Linked DNA regions of Homo sapiens: regions 2 and 3 are each linked to region 1. A link is an interaction called in ENCODE POLR2A ChIA-PET data of the cell type or tissue named here. Cell type or tissue: CD4-positive, alpha-beta T cell. All regions are shown on one strand. Links, peaks and the distances in the headings refer to the core of each region. The heading gives the core; the rest is flanking DNA. Region 1 overlaps RAB7A (RAB7A, member RAS oncogene family). Region 2 has its middle 14 kb from the start of MIR12124. Region 3 overlaps TMCC1 (transmembrane and coiled-coil domain family 1).

What was found. Peaks named below come from ENCODE experiments on the same cell type or tissue, not always from the same donor. Only the 100,000 strongest peaks of a DNase experiment are listed, where the experiment ranks them.
Region 2: POLR2A ChIA-PET joins it to region 1 with 6 read pairs; 9 of 35 experiments call an interaction of 5 or more read pairs at or near these places.
Region 3: POLR2A ChIA-PET joins it to region 1 with 5 read pairs; 2 of 35 experiments call an interaction of 5 or more read pairs at or near these places.

Annotation. Positions count from the first base shown.
Region 1 is chr3:128,784,672-128,791,671 of GRCh38, reverse strand. All of the region lies in intron 1 of RAB7A (RAB7A, member RAS oncogene family), which reads right to left. It also overlaps the pseudogene RN7SL698P. Among named protein-coding and RNA genes, the nearest start is that of MIR12124, 59 kb to the left of the region's middle. In CD4-positive, alpha-beta T cell, for the core only: a CTCF peak has its summit at 4,167; DNase peaks (open chromatin) are centred at 2,581, 2,671, 3,581 and 4,201; H3K4me3 peaks cover 1,380 bases; H3K27ac peaks cover 4,777 bases.
Region 2 is chr3:128,857,696-128,864,695 of GRCh38, reverse strand. It overlaps the pseudogene IFT122P3. Among named protein-coding and RNA genes, the nearest start is that of MIR12124, 14 kb to the right of the region's middle. RefSeq lists an enhancer at 1-489. In CD4-positive, alpha-beta T cell, for the core only: no CTCF peak of the experiment used is centred there; no DNase peak of the experiment used is centred there.
Region 3 is chr3:129,718,957-129,725,956 of GRCh38, reverse strand. All of the region lies in intron 4 of TMCC1 (transmembrane and coiled-coil domain family 1), which reads left to right. Among named protein-coding and RNA genes, the nearest start is that of PLXND1, 120 kb to the right of the region's middle. In CD4-positive, alpha-beta T cell, for the core only: no CTCF peak of the experiment used is centred there; no DNase peak of the experiment used is centred there.

The DNA.
Region 1 (7,000 bases), core at 1,297-6,296:
TCACTTATCCATGGCTCTTTCCCATCCAAATGTAATTTACCAACCAGGGGACATTTTACCACAAGGACCATGCCCAGAAACAAATGTTATGTTCTGCCTTATCTAGCTCCCAGGGAAACAGAGCTAGAAAGTTAAACAAAAGTCAAATTCTCATGCAAGGAAAGGATTTTGTCAACTGTAACTCACAGATTCTGTTTAGGGATGGGATTTCTGAGTCCAGAGCAAAGTTTTGGCCAGGCGCGGTGGCTCACGCCTATAATCCCAGCACTTTGGGAGGCCAAGGAAGGTGAATCACCTGAGGCCAGGAGTTCGAGACCAGCCTGGCCAACATGGGAAAACTCTGTCTCTACCAAAAATACAAAAAATTAGCTGGTCGTGGTGGTGGGCAACTAATCCCAGCTACCAAAAAGGCTGAAGCAGGAGAATCGCTTGAACTCAGGAGGCGGAGGTTTCAGTGAGCTGAGATCACACCACCGCACTCCAGCCTGGGCAACAAGAGCAAAATTGTCTTTAAAAAAAAAAACAAACAAAACATGAAGAAGTTTTCATGATTTTTGCTAATTCACTTTCCTGAAAGATTTTTCCCATTTATACAACAATCACTATTACAGTGGTTAGCACGAGTACAGGACCTAAATGAGAAAAATAATTTTACAGAGAAAAAAAGAATTTGAATAAACAGTCTATGGGAGCCTTAATGTAAAGACTTGCATTCATGCATTCTCTCCTATTTAAACAAGTCCAGGGTTGTTGTTGTTGTTGTTGTTTTTGAGGTGGGAAGGGGAGGCTGGGGAGCATTTAATATAAACAATCCCGTTTTTATTCATAAAAATAAATAAATACACAAGAAATGTCCCTTCCCCTAAAACACAAATGACAAGAGACTTGCCTTTACAGTCTTGAAAAGCATGTTATAAAAATACAGTATTAACAGTGGGGTGCTGGAATAGGACTAAACCGATCAATGAAACAGACACCAGAAATGAACAATTTTGACAAATATGGCATTATAAAATTCAGTGGCAAAAAGATGAACAATTCACTAAATGGTAAGAGCCAGAAAAATTTTGGTGAGAATTAAGATCTCTACATCTCCTCTTCCAAGAGATTCCCAAAGGAGTAAAGATTTAAATGTAAAAATGGTTACACATGAAGCAGAAAGGAATATACACAAATATTAGCAAGTTGTTCCATGTGGTGGGATTACAGATGTTTTTGTTTCCTTATACTTAACTGTGACTCTTAGAGGAGCACATTACCTTTACACTCAAACAGCCACCTCCACTTTGGAGAAAAATGTTAATCTGTTGATTTTTTCAAATCAATTTCTGATGACAAAAATCTCCACTCATCATGTAAGACAAATTACATTTAAATGCAGATTTTCATCTTCACTCAGGGCTGGCTAAGCATTTCAGAGTTGTTGCAAATGGTACTAAACAGCTGATACTAAGAATTCCACATCTTCTTTCACCAGGACATTGATGGCTTTAAACTGGCAAAAGTTAAAAGGTATATTTTTGTACTTAATGTTCTCCCAGATCAAGAATGGGACACTTGTTTCTAGAAAAGAGCCAGGGGCCAGGCGTGGTGGCTCATGCCTGTAATCCCAGCATTTTGGGAGGCTGAGGTAGGTGGATCACGAGGTCAAGAGACTGACAAATCCATCCTGGCCAACATGGTGAAACACCAGCTATACTAAAAATACAAAAATTAAGCTGCGCGTGGTGGCACGCGCTTGTAATCTCAGCTACTTGGGAGGCTGAGGCAGGAGAATCGCTTGAACCTGGAAGGTGGAGGCTGCAGTGAGCCGAGATCACACCACTGCACTCTAGCATGGGCAACAAGAGTGAAACTCCATCTCAAAAAAAAAAAAAAAAGCCAGGAACAAAACACACTAAATGCAACTTTTGCTACAAGAAGCTGCCCAAGCAGAGTTAGCTTCAAAATGTCCAAAAGCAATTTCTGCTTTTGTTATCAATTTCTATTTCCATCTTCATGGATTTCTGAAGACTGAAATTATTTTTTAAAAGCCTATGGCCAGGCATGGGTGACTCATGCCTGTAATCCCAGCACTCTGAGAGGCTGAGGCGGGCAGATCACTTGAGGTCAAGAGTTCGAGACCAGCCTGGCCAACATGGTAAAAACCCATCTCTACTGAAAATACAAAAATTAGCTGGGTGTGGTGAAACACACCTGTAATAACTACTCGGGAGGCTGAGGCAGGAGAATCACTTGAACCCAGGAGGCAGAGGTTGCAGTGAGCCGAGATCGCATCACTGCGCTCCAGCCTGGGCAACAGAGCGAAATGAAGTCAAAGATTTAAAAAAAAAAAAAAAAAAAAGGCTACAAAGTTTGAAATTTCTAACTGGAAAACAGTTCTCTAAAGCACCGACCACTTCCTCTCACAGGAGAATCTGCAGCCAGCAGAGTAGAAAGGAAGAAAGAGTTACATAAGATCTCTGAGACCTGGTCCTTCAAGGAAAGCATTTTAGATAACATCCATTAATCCATGTATATATTAATATCCTCTAAAAATTTTCTAGAATAAGGTATATTCATAACACATTTCTTTCCTTCTGCCACCAAACCAAACCTCACCAGTGTGCATCGGAAGAAGCTCCTCAGAGCGAAACTACCAGTATTGGTACCAGTATTTGAACGATGAAACAATTCTTTCTTTCAAGTACAATGTTTCTCATAACAAATCAAAAGCTGGCATCTTCCTTTATTCGCCTGCAGTCATCACCTTCTTCATCTATGCCACAGAAAAGCCAAATGGCCACATAAGCAGACAAAATAAGGAAACATGAGCAGGTAAAAAGATCAAGAAAAATATTGTTCAAGGGCTTGGGTGGGCAGAGGTCGGTGGTCAGAAAGAGGTTAACCAGGAATACACAGGGGTACCTAGGGGAAGGGCAAAGGACTGCTATGGTGAAAATGAGGACAGCAGGGAAGGGCTAGGAAGTTGGGGGTCAGTTAGCAATTCGAAAGTCTGAATTCTTGCAGGTAGGATAACAGCTCACGTGGAGGTGAAGGCTTTATGGTGTTGCAGGAATTGAAAGCAAAGTATAGTAGTACCCACTTATCCATGGGGGGTAGGCCCCAAGACCCCCAGTGAATGCCTGAAACACAGCAAGTACCAAACTTGTCATCCGTCAGGACACATTGATGATGTTCATGTTTTCCACCTACAAATTTAATGCTTTTTCCATTGTAACTAACCACTCATCATATACTGTGGCTTTTACCTTTTGCAGTATGAGGTGTCACAGCAAAATTAGCATGATTTTCTTTTTCCTTCTTCACAATTTCAAAGATAGAAAATATGTTCTCACAAATTTTAGCAACCTCGGCATACAATTTTTTCACTTTCCTTATTAAGTCAACAATTTTTACCTTTTCACTTCAAGAGCTTCTCTGTGGCATAACCAAATTGCCAGCATCTTGTGCTTTGGGACCATTATTAAGTCAATTATGAGTTACTTGAACACAAGCATTGCAACATTGATGTGATAACCAAGACAGCTACTAAGTGACTAACGGGCAGGTAGCATCTATGGTGTAGAAACCCTGGACAAAGCGATGATTCACTTCCTGGGTGGGATAGCACAAGCTTCATCAAGCTAATCCAAACAGCACGCAATTTAAAACTTATGGCAGGGTGCAGTGGCTCATGCCTGTAATCCCAGAACTCTGGGAGGCTGAGGCAGGAAGACTGCTTAAGGCCAGGAGTTTTGAGACCAACCTGGGCAACATGTTGAAACCCAGTCGCTACAAAATATTTAATACATTACCTGGGCATGGTGGTACACTCCTGTAAGTCCCAGTTACTCGGCAGGCCGAGGTGGGAAGATGGCTTGAGCCCAGGAGTTTAAGGCTCCAGTGAGCTATGATCGCTCCACTGCCCTCCAGCCTGGGTGACAGAACAACCCTCTGTCTCAAAAAGCAGACAAACAAAAAGAAACTTAAGAATAGTATTTCTATAGTTTCCCGTTTAATATTTTCAGACCACGATTGACTGCAGATAAAGAGGATTACTATATCTGCAAAGCCATCAAAACAACAGTGTAAAATGCAGGAGATGAAATTGAACCAGGTGTTCATCACATCCACAGTCAGACAGCAACGAAGTGGCAGAGCTGGAATTACCAGGAGTGTCAGCCCAGGTCCTACCATGCCATTTTGCAGTACCAGCTCTCACCCAAAGGAGGATTCTGGCTTGTGAGGGCTGGGACTTTTAACAAGTCTTTTATGGCAATTCAGGCATACACACCAAGTTTGGAAACCACTGATGTGAAGAGTCTACAACTACTGTTCTGATTTACATGTTGTGCCCGATCCAAAACCGTAATGATAGCACTAGATATTTGAACAAATGCTAAAGGTTCAACAAAGCCATGACAGTTAAACCAATTAATGTTCTATAGTTTGTTAACATTTTTAGTTGGTTGGTGTTTCCAAGTTGCCTGTCTGCAACAACTGGGTCCTAATCACAGTTGGCTTTTCTGCTCCCCTGCACTGTTCCCACCCTAACTATGGTATCAAATTGTAGAAAACTCAGGAAGGTACGAAAGAATGAAGACAAAAAGCTACTGACAATTCCATCTCCCAGAAGCAATCACTATTAGTATTAGAGTATATGTCTTTCTAGTTTTCCTTCAAATGGTTGAGGTTATATACCATGTATAACTTTGCATCTTGCTTTTTCTATATTAAATATCTTCCCATGTTATTAACATTAAGGTTGCATGATATTCAGCACATGGATAATCTCAAAATTTCCCTTGCTGCTAAGTATGCATTGTTTTCAATTATGATGAGATGAACCTACATATACACTCTGTCAGCATAATCTGATCAGACTCACAAATGTTTTAATCACTCGGCATTTCTTGGATTAGTAGAATACATTTCATCCATGTGTCTCTCATTCTGCTGATGGTCTTTGCCTACCCTGCCTACTAGAATGTGACTTATTGCACATATGATCTAAATATAGCACTGGGAAGGAAGCATCATAGGGATACAGAGTTCGGAAGTAGCAGGCTTCTGAGCAGATTCCAAAGTAACATTCCACACTTTCACCAGCACGGAACATGGGTAAATGTCTCTCTGTCCATCTCATTTTCTTCCAAGACTTCATGCTCTGTATATGACCATTAGAGAAGACCCAGCAGTCATCTTGCCCTCAAAACTGATTGACTTCAAGGCTCAGAGTGAAGTAGGCAAGCAATATTTGCTCATAAAGTTTTGGAGAAGGTCATGAGGAGAGACCAGAAAGGCATCGAAAGTCACATAATACTACTGCACTGGGCATCAAGCAGAACAGCAGTGTCTGTTGTAGGCAGACTCTTCTCAACTTCCCAAACTGAGGAATCTAATTAGGGCCTGAATAGTGAAGACCCCCTGAAACAGCAAGACATCACTACCACTTACAGAATGCACTTTGTGCCGGGGACTGTACTACAGACTTTCCTGGGGCAATTTGTTTACTCCTCCAACAAACCAAGCCTATAGGGATACAATGAGAATTCCCATTTAACAGATGAAGAAAAAGAAGCTCATCAGGAGTCACTTGGTTTCTAAAAATATTCATTCTGGGGAGGGGGCAAGAATAGAAAGACCAGTAGTCTGACAAGGAAGAAGGAAGGGGATGAGTGGATGGCTCTGGCCAAGCCACTTTTGTGGAATTATGAAGTCATTTGGGGGCACTCGGGAAGTAGGCCGTCAGTCTGTTGTTCCATTTAGAATTACCACCTCTAGGAAGAAACTCAGTAGGAAAAGACAGAAGCCTTTGAAAAGAAACATTAAGGATCTAGGGGGGCAGGATAAACACTTTCATTACAATGAAAATATCTAGTGAGAGAAGCACATCAAGGAGCTGACCAAATACCTTAAAGAATTTTTTTTTTTTTTTTTTTTGAGACAGTCTTGCTCTGTCGCCCAGGTTGGAGTACAGTGGCGCGATCTCTGTTCACTGCAACTTCCCCCTCCAGGGTTCAGGCAACTCTGTCTCAGCCTCCCGAATAGCTAGGACTGCAGGTGCGAGCCACCACGCCTTTTTGTATTTTTAGTAGAGATGGGGTTTCACCATTTTGGCCAGGCTGGTCTCAAACTCCTGAATTCAACTGATCTGCCTGGCTCAGCCTCCCAAAGTGCTGGGATTGCAGGCATAAGCCACTGTGCCCAGCCTAAAAAATTCTTTTAATTTTTTATTTTCAAGAGACGGGTTTCACTGTGTTGTCCAGGTTGGAGTGCAGTGGCTTTTTACAGGTGCAATCCCACTACTGATCAGCATAGGAGAGATGTTTCATCTGCTCTATTCGCAACCTGGGCCGGTTCACCCTCCCTGGGCAACCTGGTGGTCACCTGCTTCTGAGGGGTCACTCTACTGATGCCGAAGTTAATGCAGACACCCAATTGGTATAATGCCCTAAAACCCAGAACTCCTGTGGCTCAAGTGACCTCCTGCCTCAGCCTCCTGAGTGGCTGGGACTATAGGTATGCACCACTGTGCCCAGATGCAAAAATGTAATTCTGTTCTCTCTTCTACAGAGTTAAGAAGCTCTACTCCAATATTTGGTAATCCCAGCTACCAGGGAGGCTGAGGCAGGAGACTCACTAGAACCTGGGGGGTAGAAGTTTCAGTGAGCTGGGATTGCATCACTGCACTCCAGCCTGGGCGACAGAGCGAGACTGTCTCCAAAAAAAAAAAAAAAAAATCATGCCATGAATAGAACTCTTAAGCCCCAGGACTACTAATCATTGTGTTATTAATCTTACTATATTAATCAAACATATACCAAGGGCAAAAGTAGATACGAGACTATAAGGAGAAATCATACCAAATGCAAAAAGTAAAATACTACTGTGATCAAGACGTGTTAAGTTTACTTTAAGGGTAATTACCTTGGTTGGGAGAATTAGGGAAGGATTCCTCTGGGAAGAACTGAACCTGGATATGAAGGGGGAAAAGGGAACAAACAGTTTTCCTTAA
Region 2 (7,000 bases), core at 1,120-6,119, 73 kb before region 1:
AAAGTGTGTCACCAGAGAAGACAGCCCGGCAGCTCTGTGCCCCGGGCCTGGCTGGCTTTCTGCTGGGCTCGTGCCATTCTTTGTCTCTTTTGGGCTTTGGAGGTGGGGAGGGCTGGTTTGGCAGAATCGAGTTCCCCTCAAAGCTGGAGCCCCTCCTAACTGGTTTCCTCGGCCACTGCAGGGTTTCCTGATGTTACTGGCAGATTCAGTTCCCTTACCAGGCTCCTCTTTGCTCTCCGCAGCAGAATCAATAGGGGGGAGGGGCCTGGAGTGGGGAGCAGCCTCAGTCAATTAGAAGGGGTTACCTCGGCCGGGCGCAGTGGCTCATGCCTGTAATCCCAGCATTTTGGGAGGCCGAGGTGGGCGGATCGCGAGGTCAGGAGATCGAGACCATCCTGGCTAACATAGTGAAACCCCGTCTCTACTAAAAATACAAAAAATTTGCTGGGCGTGGTGGCAGGTGCCTGTGGTCCCAGCTACTTGGGAGTCTGAGCAGGAGAATGGCATGAACCCGGGAAGTGGAGCTTGCAGTGAGCCAAGATCGCGCCACTGTACTCCAGCCTGGGCGACAGAGCGAGACTCCATCTCTTAAAAAAAAAAAAAAAAAAAAAAGGAGTTACCTGGCCACCTCTAGCCCAGAGGTGACTCCCTGTCAGTCTCAACTCACTCATGTCCCTGAGAGAGTAGAATGGTTCGGGGGAAAGAGAGGGCACACCCTTCAGGCTGACCTAGGCTTGGGTCCTGCCTGCATCCCTTCCTGTGTGATCTTAAGCAAGTTAGTGAGCCTCTCTGAGCCTTGATTTCTTTTCTCTAAAATGAAATTAGTAATTGCCCCTCACAGAATTGCTACAGGAATGAACAAGATACCACAGTGCCTAGCTCAGTGCTGGGCACAAAATGGGGCCTGAAATGTTACCTCCCTTCTTCCCAGCCTCACCTCCCACCTATAGGGGGCGTAGCTGGCCCCAAATGTGAATCTGTGTCTGAGCCTAGAATCATACAAATGTGGAAGGGTGTCTGCGTGCCCCCGTCCCCACTGCTGGCTCTATAGCAGGCTAGGGGAGGTGATTCTCAGCCCTGCCAGGAGACATCAGCATTCCCAGCTGTGACATTGCCTGCTGGCTTTTCCTCTTCTCCACTGCCCCTCCCCCTACACATAAAACAGCTATATATTTTTTTCTCATTATAGAAGCAATCTGCGCTCATTTATAAAAGATTCAGACATTGTAAAACATTCTAGGCAGAAAGCTGTGAGCATCTACTGGTCCCTGAGGCTCCAGGGCTGAGCAGGGAACTGAGGTGCAGTGGGTGCCTCCCAGGGTGACTATTTTCACAATGTGTGGACTGTAAATGCAAAGAACAAGATATTCTTTTCAAATCTTACAAATAACTTACCGTTCTTTCTCTTATTATCAAACAATAGATAGATGTTCATGACAGAACAAATTCAGGCAAACAAAAAAGATTTTCTCATTACACAATTTCGCCCACCCATTAACGCTGTTAATCCTTTGGAACATATTCTTGTAAATCTTCTGTTTACAGAGATGTATATTCCTTCTGTAATAGAAGTGGAATCCCACTTTGCTGATTCTCCACCTTCTTTTTTTTTCTTTTCTTTTTTTTGAGACAGTTTCGCTCTTGTTGCCCAGGCAATGCCACCATGATCTTGGCTCACTGCAGCCTCTGCCTCCCGGGTTCAAGCCATTCTCCTGCCTCAGCCTCCCGAGTAGCTGGGATTACAGGCACATGCCACCACGCCCGGCTAATTTTTGTATTTTTAGTAGAGACAGGGTTTCACCATGTTGGCCAGGCTGGTCTCGAACTCCTGACCTCAGGTGATCCACCCGCCTTGGCTTCCCAAAGTGCTAGGATTACAGGTGTGAGCCACTGCACCTGGTCTGATTCTCCACTTTCTATATAGGGACTCATATTGCAGGAGAATATTTTTCTTTTTTTTTTATATTATACTTTAAGTTCTAAGGTACATGTGCACAACGTGCAGGTTTGTTACATATGTATACATCTGCCATGTTGGTGTGCTGCACCCATTAACTTGTCATTTACATTAGGTATATCTCCTAATGCTATCCCTCCCCCCCGACTCCATGACAGGCCCCGGTGTATGATGTTCCCCATCTGTGTCCAAGTGTTCTCATTGTTCAATTCCCACCTATAGTGAGAACATGCAGTGTTTGGTTTTTTTGTCCTAGCGATAGTTTGCTCAAAATGATGATTTCCAGCTTCATCCATGTCCCTACAAAGGACATGAACTCATCCTTTCTTATGGCTGCATAGCATTCCATGATGTATATGTGCCACATATTCTTAATCCAGTCTATCTTGATGGACATTTGGGTTGGTTCCAAGTCTCTGCCATTGTGAACAGTGCTGCAGTAAACATGCATGTGCGTGTGTCTTTATAGCAGCATGATTTATAATCCTTTGGATATATACCCAGTAATGAGATGGCTGGGTCAAATGGAACTTCTAATTCTAGATCCTTGAGGAATTGTCAGGGGAATATTTTTCAAAAGTAACGCCTGCTTACTCAAAAATTCCAACAACACGCAGGTGCATGGAGGGGCTTGCCTCTGTTCATTTCTCTTGCCTCTGTTCATTTCTTTTTGGTCCCCTTTCCTCCTTTTCCCTCCATCCCACTGTAAGCAATTTAGTGGGATTCAGTCATTAAAAGGGTATTAGGCTGAAATGTGCAAGCGCTGCCCAAGCCCAGGGTGGTTCTCACAGGATCCCCACTGTCCCTGTCCCCCAGGAACCAAACGCCAACAGTGTGGCCTGGAACACCCAGTGTGAGGACATGCTCTGCTTCTCGGGAGGAGGCAACCTCAACATCAAAGCCAGCATCTTCCCTGTGCACTGGCAGAAGCTGCAGGGCTTTGTGGTCGGCTACAATGGCTCCAAGATCTTCTGCCTCCACGTCTTCATTTCTGCCGTGGAGGTGCCACAGGTAACTGGGAGCACCTGTCCACTCTCAGCACTGGCAAGGCCAGTAAGACCAGGGAAGCCGGGCCCCTGGCTGGTGCTTTGAGGAGAGAGTAGCAAGGAGAGAAGAATGGCAGCTGTGATGTCGTGGGAGGCAGTCTGGGCTTGGAACCTGCAGCCCTATCTCCACTCCTTGCAACCTGTGTGACTGGGGGCAAGGAGCTCAACCTCCCTGTGCCTCAATTTCTTCCTGGTCCCCCTTCTGGTAAGGATTCAGAGGGGTATACAGTGTTGTCAGCAGAGTGTATTTTACAGAGAGCCCAGTGTGGGCCAAGTGGAGAGAGCAGCAAAGCCGGGAGTCCAGCAGGGTGTGTGTGTGTGAGCACATGTGTGATGGTGGTGATGTGTGTGTGAGAGAGGGGGAAGAGAGAGAGAATGAGTGGGTGGGGGGGGTGAGGCCTGAGGTCTGTGAGCCAATAAGGGAGCATGGGACTCTGCACAAGCCCCCTGAACTAGGAGGTGGCCACAGCAGAAATGGGGCACTGAAGTGTGGAGCCACAGAATGCGGGAGGGCAGAACCACAGACAGGAGGCTGAGATTGACCTCCTGAGTGCAAGCTGGTCTCCCCTTCACCTCCTGCACCCCACGCAGATGGTGCTTACCATAGGATTGCCGTAAAACAGAGACACGCACCAGCGAGAAACTTTAGCCCTTAGTATCCCATCCTCAGGACAGAATCACTCTTAAACATGTTGAAATACATCTGCTTAGAGCTTTTCTATGTGTCTATATAATGTATGCATAATATACAATTAGAAGCATGTGATTTTATAACATTTTTAAACAAAAGTGGAATCACACTGCAAATACTGTTTCATGACTTTTATGTGTGTAAGTATTGCTACCTATAGATGGAACCTCAGATTTACTGTATTCCCCAAGCCTGGACTGTAAACAAGACTTCTCATCCCTTCCTCTATGGCCATCTTCTCATTTCACCTCACATTTGGTTATGACAGCCCCATCACTGTCTATGAAGTGCTGGCTGTAAACTCGTCATCTGGCCTTTTCACTCAGCAATCTCCTGAAGCATGGTTCTGTGTCAGTAAATGTTCTTATCCAGCATGGCAAAATGTTAAGGTAATTGTAGACTCACATAAGTTGCAGGAAATAATACAGAGATCCCTTATACCCTTTGCCCAGTTTCCCGCAATGGTAACAGTGTGCAAAGCTCCAGGACGATTTTGCCACCCATGTTGGCATGTGTAACCGCCCCCCACAGTCACGACACTGAACATGGCCACCACCACAAGTGCCTAGTGTTGTGCTACCCTTTTACAGCCAGCGCCCCTCCCTCCTGCCCGGCCCCCCTGCGTTGTATTTATGGCTGCATTTTGTCCTGTCTTGTGGATGTTCCATGGCGGACAGACAGGCTGAACAAACAAAGGGTGTGCAAAGAAGCCCAGAGCAGGAGAGAAGGCTCCCCAGCCTGGCTCTTGGTCAGCACAGTCACAGGCTGGCTCTGCCTCTCTTGGCTGCACTGTCCTGAAGCAGGAAATATGAGAAAAACAAGTAAAGGGAAAACAAGTCCAGTTGGAGCTATGATAACATTATCTGCAAGGCCAGGCAGGGGCCCCAAAGAAATGGGATCCAAGAGCAGGGACGAGAAAAGCAAGTTCTTAGTCTCCCCCTGGAATTCTTTCCCCATGCCATCATTCTTTGTTCTGCTCTTATAACTATTTTTGTAACTATTTCTGCAAGTTTGCAAGGATTTTATAAGTTCATGTTTTCCCATCTATGCAGGATGGCAAAGGTCACAAGACATGCCTGAATTGCAAAACCTGTCACAGTTTGATTAACTGCCTTTGTTCTGCTTCTGTAAGCTCGCTTTCCCCACCCCGCAAGTTTTGCACCACTGGCTAGCCACTCCCCTTCAGTCGCCTGAATAAAAGTCAAGCCTGATCTTTGTTCGTTGCTCAGCCTCTGGATATTAATCCGCTGGGCCAGTGGCCACCTGAATAAAATCCTCCTATTTCACCCTTTGGTCTCTCCAGTCTCCTGATTCCCACAACATTTTGGCAAGCCAGCCAGGAGCGGAGATGACAGGTTTACTGTCTCCTTTGCCTGTGGAACTGGAGCCCCAGGCCAGGGGAGGCCTGTGACCCCAGGGACCATCAGGAGAACTTCAACCCAGAGGGGAGATCAGCTCTCCTGTGATCCAGTGCCCCTACCCAACAGCGCAACAGAACCTAAAGGGGCTACAGGATGATTCCAGGAACAGCATGCTTCAGGACCACAGTAAGGTTCGGGGCCCAAGGCAGGACCTGTCCCATAAGGGCGGAAGGGAACCTGATCAACTCCCGGGAGTGCACCAAGTAGTCCAACCCAGGATACAAGAGTGGCTCGCAAAGTCAGATGAAACTGGCACCTAGGGCGTACAAGTAATCTGACCTAGGACGCGAGAGTGGCTCACTATTTCGGTTGAAACCTACACCCCAGCCAAACCAGGACGCGAGAGTAGCTTGCTAAGTTGGTTGAGAAAGGAAACTGGAAGCAGGGAGGTGTGTGAGTGCATGTGAAAGAGATGGTTCTGGAAGGAACCAACACAGGGAGTGACACGTGGGGGTTGCAGGTCTCTTAGCATAGACCGTATGCTTCGAGCAAAGTGTGGGACTGACCGGGACTAGTGGCAAACATCCTACGTGGGCTACCACATATGGCTCAGAAAGGTGCCCCGCAATTTAGTAATTGTGGGGGGATTAACGATCACTCCAAAGCTAAGCAGCATCTGAAAGACTCCCGCAAGGGAGACGATCTAATTGGTCTGAAGCGAAAGTGAGAGTGTGTTGTGCCAAAAAAGGAGGAAATGGGAGGGAAGTCGTCAAAACCTACCCGGTTAGAATGTATGTTAAAGAATTTTAAGAAAGGTTATAAGAGGGACTATGGAATCAAGTTGACCCCCCAGAGGTTAAGAACTCTCTGTGAAATAGAATGGCCTTCTTTTAGTGTAGGATGGCTGGCCTAAAGGACTATAGATAGAGAAACAATTGGCCATGTATATCGGGTGGTGACTAGGGTCAGAGAACAGCCAGGGCATCCAGACCAATTCCCTTATGGTCTGAATGCAGCCCTGCCTAGCAGCTTATTGCAGAACGCTCGTAGCTTGAGTTGAGCCAAAAGTGAAAGAGAATTCAGCTTCACTGTCAGCTGCAGAGACAAAGGGAAAGCCACAGGTTTTGCAGGAACCACTGGAGGAGATAGAGACCCCTCCTCCCTACACTCCAATACCCCCCTTTACCAAGGCTGGCTCCTGAGCAGCCAGACTCAGATGGTGATACGCCCCAGGCTACACCCCAGAGGGAGAAATCTGAGCTCTCATCCCAGGAGGTCAAGGAGCAAAGTCAGGATGATTAAGCAGGCTGCCTCCAGTCTGGCTGCACCCAGGTTATGCAAATGCCTCTCAGGGAAACAAGGGGACCTCTTTATTATAATGAACAGGGCCAAGTCCAAGGAGGAGAACGAACTTTCATTTACCAGCCTTTTTCAACCACCGATCTCCTAAACTGGAAACACCATACTCCCTCCTACATGGAGAAGCCCCAAGCCCTCACAGATCTATGCAGTCCATCTTCCTGACACACAGTCCAACTTGGCCAGACTGCAAACAGCAACTACTGACACTGTTTAACACCGAGGAGTGCCGGAGGGTAACCCAGGCAGCCCTCCACTGGTTAAAAGCCAGTGCACCAGAAGGCACACTTAATGTTCAGGCTTACGCTCGGGGCCAGTTCCCAGAAGCAGACCCTAACTGGGACCCAAATGATGCAACCCAGTTTCAGCACCTACAGAGGTACCAAGAAGCACTGCTGCAAGGGTTAAGGGAGGGTAGAAAGAAGGCCGTCAATATAGGAAAGATCTCAGAGGTGCTTCAGGGAATTGATGAAAGCCCCAGCCAGTTTTATGAGAGACTCTGTGAGGTGCTCCGGTTTTTTTTTTTTTTTTTTTTTAAGACGGAGTCTCGCTCTGTTTCCCAGGCTGGAGTGTGGTGGTGCGATCT
Region 3 (7,000 bases), core at 1,074-6,073, 930 kb before region 1:
TACAAATGTAGAAATCAAAACATTAGTTGTATCTCCTACCTTTGGCAGTAGACTAAAACCCATACTCCAAAGGACTGTTTACTGCTTTCCCAGACTTTTCTCTTGGCCTTGTGTTAAGATATTGCTAAGAAAGAAGCTCAGAACTAAAAAATTTAGTACGGTTGTTTCTTTTCAATTGGTAATAACCACCATTCTGGGCACTGTTTCTTGTGCATCTTAAAACTAGGGAATCAAAATTTCCTTTGATAGTGTAAGTATAACAAAAAAAAAAATCAATGTTCAAAGTAGATTACTCTTTCAGAGGTTCTTATAAAATGACCTAAAGAAAAGTTTATTAATACAGGAAACTTGCCTATCCAGTCTTTCAAAATTACCTGCTTTGAAACAATCCAGTAATGATTTTTTTCTATTTTCTTTTTTCTATTTCTATAATGACTTTTTTCTATTTCTTTTTTCTATTTACTTAAAAAAATAAGATGCTATGTTTCGTTTTTATTGAAGTAAAATTCTTAAAGAATGAAAAAATTATATTAGAAATTGTACGATTAGGCCGCGCACAGTGGCTCACATCTGTAATCCCAACACTCTAGGAGGCCAAGGCAGGAGGATCACTTGTCAGGAGTTTGAGACCAGCCTGGCCAACATGGTGAAACCCCATCTCTACTAAAAATACAAAATTAGTGGGTGTGGTGGCACATACTTGTAATTCCAGCTACCTGGGAGGCTGAGGCAGGAGAATCACCTGAGCCCAGGAGGCGGAGGTTGCGGTGAGCTGAAATCACACCATTGCACTTCAGCCTGGATGGCAGAGCAAGACCCTGTCTCAAAAAGAAAAAGAAAATGAAATTGTATGATTATCTTTAGGTTTTTGGGTACAAATGTAGATCCTCAAAAACTTTATCAGAAATTTGGAAATCTGTAAATAAGTTATATGTATCTCCTTTTAAAATCCAATATTAGTAAGCTATATGTATAAAAACAAAGCTAGTGTATCTTGAAAAGTTTTTATTTCTTTATTCCTTATCCCTCCTTATCCCACTGAACTATTGAAGAACTTCTTATAGATTTACCTTCCCATTAGTGCTGTAGTACAGTTTTCTTTTATCTCCATTGTCTTGTGTTTCCTGGCTAAATTTTACTTGTTATAAAACTATTGGGTCACTTTTGGTCTAGAATAGAACTTTCATAGTATAAGGGACACCATAAAATGTAAAGGAATGTCTGCATTGCCCTGTTTTCTCTTGGTAGAAAATTCATGTTCTGGCTCCTTTTTTAGTGCCCCTCTTCTTTGGAGGAAGAATTTCTAAAGGCACACATTCTTGAACTAAAAAGAAATGATGATGTATATTAGGTTTGCCTTTTGGGCACATATGAAAAATGAGGTTATTCACACCTTCAGTTCTGGCATATATCCATTACCAAAAATGTATTTCCAGAATATTCTCCCTGTTCCATAGTAAAGTCACAGAGGTGGTTTGGGGTTCTTCAGCTAGGTCGTAGTGCCCAGGAACAGATCAGATCAGAATCAGTATGTTGTTTATGATACAGATCAAATTAACTAATGATTCTTCCAGTTTTCTTCTTCCTGATTATTTCCTCCAGACACAAAATAGGGTCAAGGAGAAAAGTTCTTTTCTACCATTAAACTTTTGAGCTGCCTGTGTTTGGGATTCAAAGTATTTTGGGTGCTTATTGCTTAACTGGGCTGAAGATTATCTCATGTGACACCATAGATCTCTTGTTTTGGAATTGCCATTACTTTCTAGAACAGGCATTCTGTACAGCTGCCAACATGCCCTGAATCCTCTTGCTTCATATTACAGTGATACTGCTTTGTCAGGGTAGAATTCAGCCTCACAGGGCTGGAGTAAGTCTCTGCTGACCTCATGCCACAGTACAACATGTTCAAATCTGGGAGAAACCTGAGGGTTATTCGGCATATTCCTCCTCCTCCTCTCTCACAAGCATGGAGCCCTCACTCTCCTCGGAAACCGTATGTTGTATATGTGTGTGTATCTGTCTTTTAAAAAAAAAAAAAAAAAAATCTCATCCTGAATCCTATAGTTAGTTAGTCCTGCAGCTTTAAGTGGGGGCTGGTTGAATAGACAGACAAAGGAAATAGCCTGAGCTGCTGAAACTTAGCGTTTTTCAGCAGTAGATCTCAGCCAGGGGCATTTGCTATTTTAGGACTGACTTGTGTAAGGTTGTAATAATGGAGAAGCATAATATGTGTTTCCTAGTTGTTCATTTTACCCAAAGCTATTTGGACAGAATGTAGAGGGTGCTCTGTAGCTGTATGGACATGCTCAGATCATCCTGGAGTGTCCCGTCTCTTGTGTGTAATGGGCTGCTTCATTGCAGAGTAAGTGTCATCCTCACTTTCTCAAGCGAAATAGTTACTGGAAAATCAGTGTTTCTTTCAATGAACAAGAGTTTCATTTGCCTTGGACTGCTTGGGAAAAACATGGGTTAAATTCGAAGATGCCAGGCATGCATAACAAATAGGAATTTGATTTAGAGCCACCTGGAATACTTATTAAATTAAAAAAAAAAAATTCTTGATGGATCTAGGTGGCCAAAAAAAAAAAAAAAAAAAGAAAAAGATTTCTTAGTGCTCAGCTACTTATTTTCAAAGTATTTTTCCCAAGGACTTGGAAATTTTCTGAATTGTAAAGCAATATACACATATCTCAGTGTGAAACTTGTATCTCCAGATCAGCAGAACAAATCTCTGAGATAAAACTGGATTGGAGGATGATCCAGCTTTATTCAACACAACCACCATTTTCACATTTCATCCATAGTCCTGAGTACAAACTTAGCCTATAGTTTGATTTTACCATTTTTTTTAGTTGACCTTGCCATTTTTTAGTTGATCTTATAAATGATACATATTTTCTAAGAGATAAATACTAAAGCAAAGGAGATTCTTTATAGTTTTGCCTGATTCTGAAGTTAATGTACATTCATATTGTTTGCTATTGAGCAGTTGGATTTAAGATCCAAACAGATTTTTCACTGTGAAGTTTGATATTGAATTACCCTCTTATGCCTTATGGTTGATAATTTAAATGCCAACTTTTTAAGCAGATTTGTGCCTCTGGTCTGTACCCTCTTTTTCTGTTGTTTGCTATATATCTTGGATTCAAAACCCCTGACACATCTCTGTTTGTTCTGAGGTTATAAAAGGTCAGTTTACTTATCTATTTTATTAAGAATGCTAGCCCAGGGTGAGTGGGGTGATCAGAAGGAAAGGATTCATAGGAGAGCCCTAAAGGAATAGTGGGTGGAGACTAACAGTAAAAGAGAAGTTAACTCCTTTTTTTCCATTATTGATAGTCAGGTGGGGGAGGGCATAAAACATAATTTAAATATTTTTAATTGATTTTATTTGCTGATTGCATTAACTTATAAGAGTAGAGACAGTATGATCAAAACAATATAGTTAGTACCTGAGTGAGTGAGTGTAGATTAAACCAGCAGTCCCCAACCTTTTTGGCACCAGGGACCGGTTTTGTGGAAGACAATTTTTCCACAGATGGGGTCGGGGTGTCTGTGGGCAAGGTTGGAGTGGGATGGTTTGGGGATGAAACTGTTCACCTCAGGTCATCAGGCATTAGTTAGATTATCATAAGGAGCATGCAACCTAGATCCCTCGCAAGCGCAGTTCATAATAGGGTTTGTGCTCCTATGAGAAGCTGATGCCACCACTGATCTGACAGGAGGTGGAGCTCAGGTGGTAATACTCGCTTGCTGCTCACCTCCTACTGTGTGGCCTGGTTCCTAACAGGCCACTGACCTGTACTGGTCTGCGGCCCAGGGGTTGGGGATCCCTGGATTAAACTATTTCCTTGCTTCCCTACCTTTGTCTCTCTCTTACCTGAACTATTTATTGATTGGTAAACTAAAATATTCTCATTGAAACAATGATTAAAATGTTCACAAATGAGGTACTTGCCCCTAGTATCTAAAACTTTTAATATAACAATCTAGATACATAAAACTGCTATAGATAGGGTTTCATATATGACCTCCTTGCATGAGATTGCACACGCTTTGTGTTTTTTGTTTGTTTGTTTTTGAGACGGAGTCTCGCTCTGTCGCCCAGGCTGGAGTGCAGTGGCGCCATCTCGGCTCACTGCAAGCTCTGCCTCCTGGGTTCACGCGATTCTCCTGCCTCAGCCTCACGAGTAGCTGGGACTACAGGTGCCTGCCACCACGCCCAGCTAATTTTTTTTTTTTTTTTTTTTTTGTATTTTTAGTAGAGTTGGGGTTTCACGGTGTTAGCCAGGATAGTCCCAATCTCCTGACCTCGTGATCTGCCTGCCTCGGCCTCCCAAAGTGCTGGGATTATAGACATGAGCCACTACACCCGGCCTGCACATGCTTTGTGAAGAGTTCATTCCAAATTACAGAATGAACATTTTGAAGGCAGGATTTGAGAAGAAAAAATGTAGCTGACTCTGTGGTCCCAGCTACTTGGAAGGCTGAAATGGGAGGATCACTTGAATCCCGGGGCAGGGTAGGGCAGTGGAGGTTGCAGTGAGCTAAATTACCACTGCGCTCCAGCCTGGGTGACAGAGCAAGATCCTTTCTCAAAATAAATAAATACAATAAAGCAGGGTAAGAGGAATTGGAAGTGCTGGACATTGAGGGTAGACTGCCATTTTTAATAGAACAGTAAGCATAAGCTTCATTTAAAACAAGACATTTGAAGGAAGGCTTGAAAGAGGAGAGCAGGTTAGCCGTTCAGCTGAGGAATGAGCATTCCAGGCAGGGGTACAGCCAGAATAACTGCAGGAGTTTTCACAGTGTTTACAAGGAATTAAAAAGAGGTTAGTTGGTATGATTAGAGCAATAATTAAGAGAGGGAAGAGTGGCAGGAATTGGGAGTGTGAGAGATTTAATACAGTGTATCAGTTATCTATTGCTGTGTAACACCCCACCTTAAAACTTAGTGGCTTAGCCAGGCACAGTGGCTTGCACCTGTAATCCCAGGTACTCAGGAGGCTGAGGCAAGAGGATCACTTGAGGTCAGGAGTTCAAGACCAGCGTGAGCAACATAGTGAGAGCTTGTCTTTAAAAAAAATAAAAATTAGCCAGGCATGGTGGTGTGTGCCTGTAGTCCCAGCTACTCAGGAGGTTGAGGTGAGAGAATCGCTTGAGCCCAGGAGTTTGGGACTGCAGTGAGCTATGATCAGGCTACTGCACTGCAGCCTGGGTGACAGAGTGAGACTGTCTTAAAAAAATAATAAAAATATTAGCTTAATATAACTGTTTTATTTGCTCACAATTTTGAGTCAGCCATTTGGGCTGGGCTCCACTAGGTGGTTCTTAGGCTGGTCTTGCCTCGTGTCATTATAGTTGTTGGGGGGCTCAGGTGGACCTAGATGGTCTAAGATGGCCTCCCTTCCTCATGTGTCTGGTAGTAGGTACTGGCTGTTGGCTGGACCTCTCAAGGTTTTATTTTATTTTTTCTTTTTAACACTCATCCACGTAGACAACCTACAAGGATTTTAGCCTGAATAGCTATTATAAGGATGAGGTTGTCAATAACTGAGATGTAAAGTGTGCTGGAGATCTCAGTGCAACAAGAAAGGACAGACTCCAATGCACAAATACTTTTTAAGCCTCTGCTTGTGTCACATTTGCTAACATTTCACTGTTCATGTCACATTTGCTGACACTTCACTTGGCCAAAGCAAGACCATGACCAAACCCAGTTTCACTGGATGGAGAAATACATTCCATCTCTTTTTTTTTTTTTTTTTTTTTGAGACAGGGTCTTACTCTGTTGCCCAGGCTAGAGTGCACTGGCACAAACACAGGTCACTGCAGCCTGGATCTCCTGGGCTCAAGCCATCCTCCTGGCTCAGCCTCCTGAGTAGCTGGGACCACAAAAATGTGCCACCACGCTTTGCTAATTTATTTCTTTTTTGTAGAGGTAGGGTCTCACCATGTTGCTGAGGCTTGGTCTCAAACTCCTGGGCTCAAGTGATCCTCCTGCCTTTTGGCCTCCCAAAATGTTGAGATTACAGGCATGAGACACCGTGCCTGGCCAGAAGCCACCTCTTGACAGGAGTGGGAAATCCAAATTATAAAGGGAAGGGTATACGAGATTGGATGAATGTGGCTATTAATCTACCATAAAGAAGGCCAAATCAGATGTGCCTTTGAAGGCCATTTGAGTGTAAAGGAAATTGAGTGGATAAAACATACTCAGTTTCTCCCACTATCCTCTCAACAACACAATTCTGATGCCAGGTCTGTGGAGATTTCTTCCCACCAGCAAGCAATTCTGCAGCAGACACCAGCTGGGTATCCTTTAATTCAATTCAATTCTGACTCTGTCTACCTGGAGATAGTATTAGATTACACTAGTTGAGGACTGGGTCCCACAAGACTGCATCCCATTTCCAATGCCCATTGAAAGCCCCAGGTTATTTTGCTTGTGCTTCTGACCAACTGGCTGTAAATTGGGGTTTCCACAGCCCCCTCCTTGGATTCAGTTAATTTGCTAGAGTGGCTTACAGAATTCAAGAAAACGTGTATACTGGCCTATTATAAAGGATGCAGATGAAAAGATGCATAGGCAAGGCATATGGGAAGGGATGCAGTGCTTCCATTAAGCCCCCACCCTCCAGGAAACTCCACATGTTCAGCTATCCAGAAGCTCCCTAACCCTGTCCTTTTGGGTTTTTATGGAAACTTCATTATGTGGGTGTGATTGATTAAATTGCTTGCCATTGGTGATCATTTAACCTTCACTCTCCTTCCTTTACCCTCCCAGAGGTTGGGGGGTGGGGCTGAAATGCCAATTCTCTAATTATGCCTTGGTCTTTCTGATGACCAGCCTCACCCTGAAGCTGCCAACCATCAGCCGTCTTATTAGCATACAAAAAGACACATCACTTTGGAGATTCCAAGGATTTTAGTAGTTGTATGCCAGGAAAAGGAGAAGACGACCAAATACAGTTAACTCTTGATCAAAGTGGGGATT